2 separate regions of the Homo sapiens genome follow, and region 2 is linked to region 1. Evidence: chromatin contacts called from ENCODE Hi-C data. All regions are on one chromosome and are shown on one strand. The core of a region is the stretch at or near the end of the contact, and the rest is flanking DNA. Distances in the headings are between cores, read along the strand shown. Region 1 holds the start of AMER1 (APC membrane recruitment protein 1). Region 2 holds the start of MSN (moesin).

Region 1 (2,678 bases), core at 80-2,579:
TCAGCAGCTGGATCTTTTCAAGACTGTCAGGACCCAGAAGCAGCAGAGAACACTCCTGCAATGCAAAAATAGCACGCATTGTTCTCTAATCCTTCTCTCTATCCTCAGCTTTAATCCACCCACCTCCCTTTTTAGACACACACAGAGTTTTAGGGCTGGGCCTTCTGGATATTCTTGAACTAGTGGTGGAACTAGATTCTTTGCTGCCTCAGCTCACCTGGCCCTGGCAGCCACTGATGCCACTTAATGTCCTTAGGCTAGAGACCCAAGTTCGCCGGGCTCCCTGCCACATCCCACACACAGTAGCAGACAAGGCTGGTACAGGCCTCCTCACTTTGTCCTCAGCCTGACCTCCGGTTTGGGCCCAGACAAGATTTTCCTCTCAATATTTAGACTTTTCAAGGAAAAAGGCCTGCCGAAAGCCAGGCTCACAAAGGATGGGGGAAGGGGGACTCTGGAGACCTTGGGGATTCCCTCCACATTCCATAGAAGGTGCGAAATTTGGGTGAGGGTCAAACTATGGAAACAGGTATCATCTCAGAGAAGAAAAGTGAAAGCAATCCTGGAAAGGGAGCCCGGGGCTCTGGATTCCAAATTGGCCCTTGTCGCCGGCAGGCTGGGTAACTGTGGGGAGGGACTTTCCCCACTCTGGGCAGCAGAGGGCCCGTCGGTAACGGGTGGAAGTTGGCCTCTATGGTCTCTAAGGGCACTGGTGTGCCAGAGAGGCGGACGAAGTTAGGGCGCAGGCGCTGCAGCTAGCTTTCCTGGCAGGTGAGTCCCTCCTCTGGGTGGCCTGGCGGCGCGATCCGCAGGGCCTTGTCTCTACGACTAAGGATAGGCCGGCCCTTAGGTTTCTGCAGTCTTCCCAGATTCCTCAACCTCTCTGCCTCGTTACTCCCCGCCGGCCTCTAGCTCAGGAATAAACGTCCTGGTGGCGGCCAGGGCACAGTACCGCGAATGCACAGCGGCCACAGAAATGGGAGTGCGTGAAAACCGAAACCGATCCGGCGAGCCCCATCCGGGCAGGACTGGCTCCTTGAGGCCACGGTGTAGCCACGCCACTACCAGCCCGGCGTGGGGGCGGGAGTGGGGAGCCCCAGCCAGTGGTTCCGCACCCTCTCCGCCCCCTGCCAACACCACGCCTGCACTTATTTGCATTTAAAGAGAAACGCACCAAGGAAAACAGTGGGCGGGCCGGGGCACGCCTTCCCACCATAGCGATTGGGCCATATGCCTGCCAATCAGGACGCAGATGCCCCACCCGGTGGCCTTGGAGTACTGGGGGAGGGGGTATGGGGGAGCTACCCAAAGCCTGGGGAAGGGGAGTCAGTGCTGGAGGTGACTGGAGCCGCGGCGACGGCGGCAGCAGCTGCGGTGGCGGCGCTCTCAGCCGTGGCAGCCGAGGCTGCAGCCCGGCCCAGGGCGGCTCAGCGGACAATAACCGGGCTAGGAACCTGACCGGGCTGGGTAAGCGTTGCGTACAGCCAGGAGCCTCCGCCTGCCCGCGGTCGGGTGCATTCCCGCGTGCTCTGCTCCTACGGACTGGAGGAGGGCACTAAGGACTAGGCGGGTCGGAGTCCCGGTCGCTCGCCCCTCTCCTTTGGAACCCGCTTTGCGGACTGTCGGGTGGAGAGGCAGAGCGGCCTTGAGTCCCCTGGGCACAAGCGACCACGGCTGGGGGGAGGGGGGTTGGGGAGGGCGGGTAGGAAGGCAGGCTAGCCTGGGCCAAGCCTCCCGGCTTTCGGGGGGGCGGGGATGGGCCCGCACGTGCTGCCGCACAGTCCCGGGAAGGGCGCCGCCAGCCAGCACCCCAAGCCATGCATTTGTAGGCCAGGAGCTCTGCAGCTTTGTTGTAGCACATTTGCTGGAACAGCTGTGTAACGCGGGTACCGCTCACCCCTCTCTCCGGCTGCCTGGCTGCCGCCCCTCCCCTCCCCTGTGCATCTCCAGCCTCTCCCTCCTTTCTGCGGACTCAAGCTGGCGTGCTGGCTTGGGCCCGACGGAGACCGGCTTTGGCGTGGATTGGGACATCCACAGACTGCCCCCTCCCCAGAGGAGCTCAGTTGGGCCTGTGGGCTGAGCTCAGTCGCACACTTCCCTTCAGAACCTTGGCCTTGTGGCCCCAACTAGCCGCGCCCCTCCTCCTGGGCCTCCGGGCGCATCTGGCGCCCGCCCCCGCGGTCGGGCAGGCTGGCTGGCAGCCGGGCTCTTGCTGGTCCTTGGGTTAGAGCAGCGGCGCAAGCTAGTCCTTGAGTTAGAGCTGCAAGGCCGCTTTGTCTCCCGCCTCGCCTCGCCTCACCTCCTTTTCCCTTGGAGGATACTGGCCGCGTTTTCCTCTCCAGCCTCCCGTTTAAAAATAGCAATAGGCACGGTGTTTGGGGGGCATTTCCTTGCCAGAGGCCGAAGGAGCCCTCATTGTAGTACGGAACGTATCATACCATCTCTGTGTACAGGAGAGCTAGCGAGGTGGCCAAACCCTCCAACTTCGCAGTTACTTAACATACCCAGCCCGCCAGGCCCCTGTCATTGTCTGCTGGAGACACTTCTGACACTGGTGACCGCCCGAACGCTGGACTTTGCTTGGCTCCCCCGGTGGTGAGGGGCTGTGCCCGCTACATGCGTCACAGCCCAAGCGCCTAGGCGGCAGCTGGACTGGCCCCGCAGAGCTGGTCTCCGTT
Region 2 (2,678 bases), core at 54-2,553, 1.5 Mb before region 1:
TTTTCAAGGCTACTAGTCACTATCTCACCTCTACAAGGCTCAAGCAGTCCTGGGGAGACATGTTTGGGAGCACTGCATTGCCTAGGCCAGCTCAACAAGCTGTTTGGCCTAAGGGACTCAAGCCAGGGTGGTCACCAGGCCTTTCTGAGCAAGGGAAGGGCCTCAGCAGCCATTTGGCATGACTTGCACAAAAGCAAGCAGAGCTCATTAGTCAGGCACACCCCTCCTCCCCTCTCCCTCCTGGGCATCCGGCCCCCCTATCCCCACTCCCAGGAGGCTTCTGTTCCTCTCGTAACAGCCAGTGGGGTGGAGACGCATCCCCAAATCAACCACCACTCTAGAAAGGTGTGGCCCCACGAGAAAACCCACACCACACAAAATAGTCCGGAGGGGATAGGAGGAGATAGAGAGGCATTAAGCAATAGGAGGGGCAGGGATTTGGAGGTGGAGAGGAGGGAGAAACCGGTCCTCTCTCCCAGGAGATGGGGTAGGCCTCTCCTCAGACTGGTGCCTAAATAAGTGTTGGTGCTCTCGGGTGCAGCCTCGATGACGATTTCCTCACATCTCTCTCCTCACCTCCTAGTGGAAAACAGCTGGAGCCACCCGGTGAGGCTGTGGGAAAGATGAGTGGGGGTGCCGGATCCGCCCCGAGCGGCTCCCTCCTTTCTCCCTGCTTCTCTGTTCCCATGTCCCCTCTTGGACATTGGCAGCCTTGCCCCAGAAAGGTGCCAATTCCTGGGTTGGGGAAAGTGTTGTCTTCTGGACCAGAATCCTCTCCTCTGTGCCCATGGCCCATCAGGGAAAAGGGGAAACCCCAGGCCCCAACGAAGCCGTCCTGACTGTTGCATCTCAGACACAGGGAACTGGAACCTGAGAAAGAGGCAGGCCTCGCCCCGTCCAAACTTCCAGCCTGGACACCCCCTCAACCCCTGAGGGCGCACCAGACCAGGATCCCACTCCGGTCCCCTCCCTACCCTTGGCTATGGCGGAGGGCGCGGCGTCCCAGGCGGGCCGGTGGCTGGCCAAGCCCTCAGCCATCAGCAAAGGGCTATGAGGCTCAGCCAGAGCCATTGGGGTCGACAGCGCCCACCTCCGGCACTCACCGTTTTGGGCATGGTGGCGGCAAAGGCAGCGGAGTTGGCGAAGTTTAGCTAGGACTGTCGGGCAGTGCTGAGCACGCAGTACACACGGCTTGGATTCGGCTGGCCGGGGACTCAGATTGGGTCCCTCACTAGCGTCGGGGCGACTGTTAGGCTTCCTGCTAACGGGCCACGACTTCACAAACCCCACCCAGGAAAGAGCCGCCCCTGTCGCGCCGCCCGCTCCTTTATGTGGCCCGGCTTCCGCGCCGCTCCCCGCCCTCGCGCCCGCCTCCCCGCCGACCGCTGGCCTTGCCCCGCCCAGCCCCGCCTGGCCAGGCCCGGCGCAGCCAGGCCACAGCGGCCACGTGGGGGGCCCGGCTGGGCCCGGGCGGACCTAGGGTAGCTACCACTCCCCACCCAGACCCACCCGGCTCCTCTCCCACCCTGGTCACAGCCCCTAGCCTTCCACGTCCTGGCCTTCCAGCCCCACCCCCACTCAGGGCCCAGACCCTGGGCCCTGACAGATGCTTACTCAGCCCCTGACTGCAACTTTCCACTGATGGGGAGCTCACTACCTATCTTTTCCTTCTCTAGACAGCTCTGGCTCTTAGAAAGTTCTTGCCGTGTCTGAACTCCTTTTCTCTATGGCTTCCATCCATGGATCTCAGTTCTGCTCCCTGAGGCCACACAGATCCCCTGTTGTCCCTAACAGCTCCTCAAAGGCCTGAAGATCTCAGGTCCACAGGAAACTTCTCTTCTTTTGGCTAAACTGCCTCACCTCTTAAAACACTTCATCCATTCTCTTCCGTAGGACTCTCCCCATCATATTTCCTACCCATCCTTGCTCAGTCCTCATTTATCTTTCCTTCATCTAAATCCCAGTCTTCACCTTCCTCAAATCAGTGACCTGATCCTTTAGCCCCTCTCCCAGTACATTCACTTTCTGATGTCCTGATGGGGCTGGCTATAATTCCCTCAGGTTAGATGTGACCTCCCTAGTCCACACCCTTGGGGTTTGTCTGCCAGCTCCCTTTCTCCTTCTTGTCAAGGTCACAGAATCCCAGGATGGCAGTGTTCTAGACTGTTGAAGTCGTCTGGTCAAGTCTGAGTTTTAGGCTGAGTGCGGTGGCTCATGACTGTAATCTTAACACTTTGAGAGGCTGATGCAGGAGGATTGCTTGAGCCCAGGAATTCGAGACCAGCCTGGGGAGCATATCAAGACCCCCTCCCATATCTATACAAAAAAAATAAGTGAGAGCCGGGCATAGTGGCTCACTCCTGTAATCCCAGCACTTTGGGAGGCTGAGGCGGGCTGATCACCTGAGGTCAGGAGTTCAAGACCAGCCTGGCCAACATGGTGAAACCCCGTCTCTACTAAAATTACAAAAATTAGCCGGGCACGTGCCTGTAATCCGAGCTACTCGGGAGGCTGAGGAGGGAGAATCGCTTGAACCCGGGAGGCGGAGGTTACAGTGAGTCAAGACTGAGCCAGTGCACTCCAGCCAGGGCAACAGAGTGAAACTCTGTCTCAAAAATAATAATAATAATAGTAAGTGAGACCATGTGCAGTGGCTTACACCTGTAATCCTACCACTT

The links. A loop is a pair of places that touch in the nucleus more often than their neighbours do. Pooled maps may share reads with other maps.
Region 2: a pooled map shows a loop between it and region 1 (6-fold over the local background). The contact joins the promoter of MSN here to the promoter of AMER1 in region 1. A Hi-C loop is called at or near these places in 7 of 50 pooled maps.

Annotation. Positions count from the first base shown.
Region 1 is chrX:64,204,359-64,207,036 of GRCh38, reverse strand. It overlaps AMER1 (APC membrane recruitment protein 1), which reads left to right and starts at 1,329. Exons shown (of 2, transcript NM_152424.4): 1 at 1,329-1,467. It overlaps LOC112268307, which reads right to left and starts at 1,091. Exons shown (of 4, transcript XM_047442706.1): 1 at 953-1,091; 2 at 1-55. The coding sequence starts at 1,018. RefSeq lists an enhancer at 793-952 and silencers at 1,083-1,182, 2,163-2,222.
Region 2 is chrX:65,666,279-65,668,956 of GRCh38, reverse strand. MSN (moesin) reads right to left here and starts at 1,303. Exons shown (of 13, transcript NM_002444.3): 1 at 1,104-1,303. The coding sequence starts at 1,115. RefSeq lists a silencer at 1,282-1,611.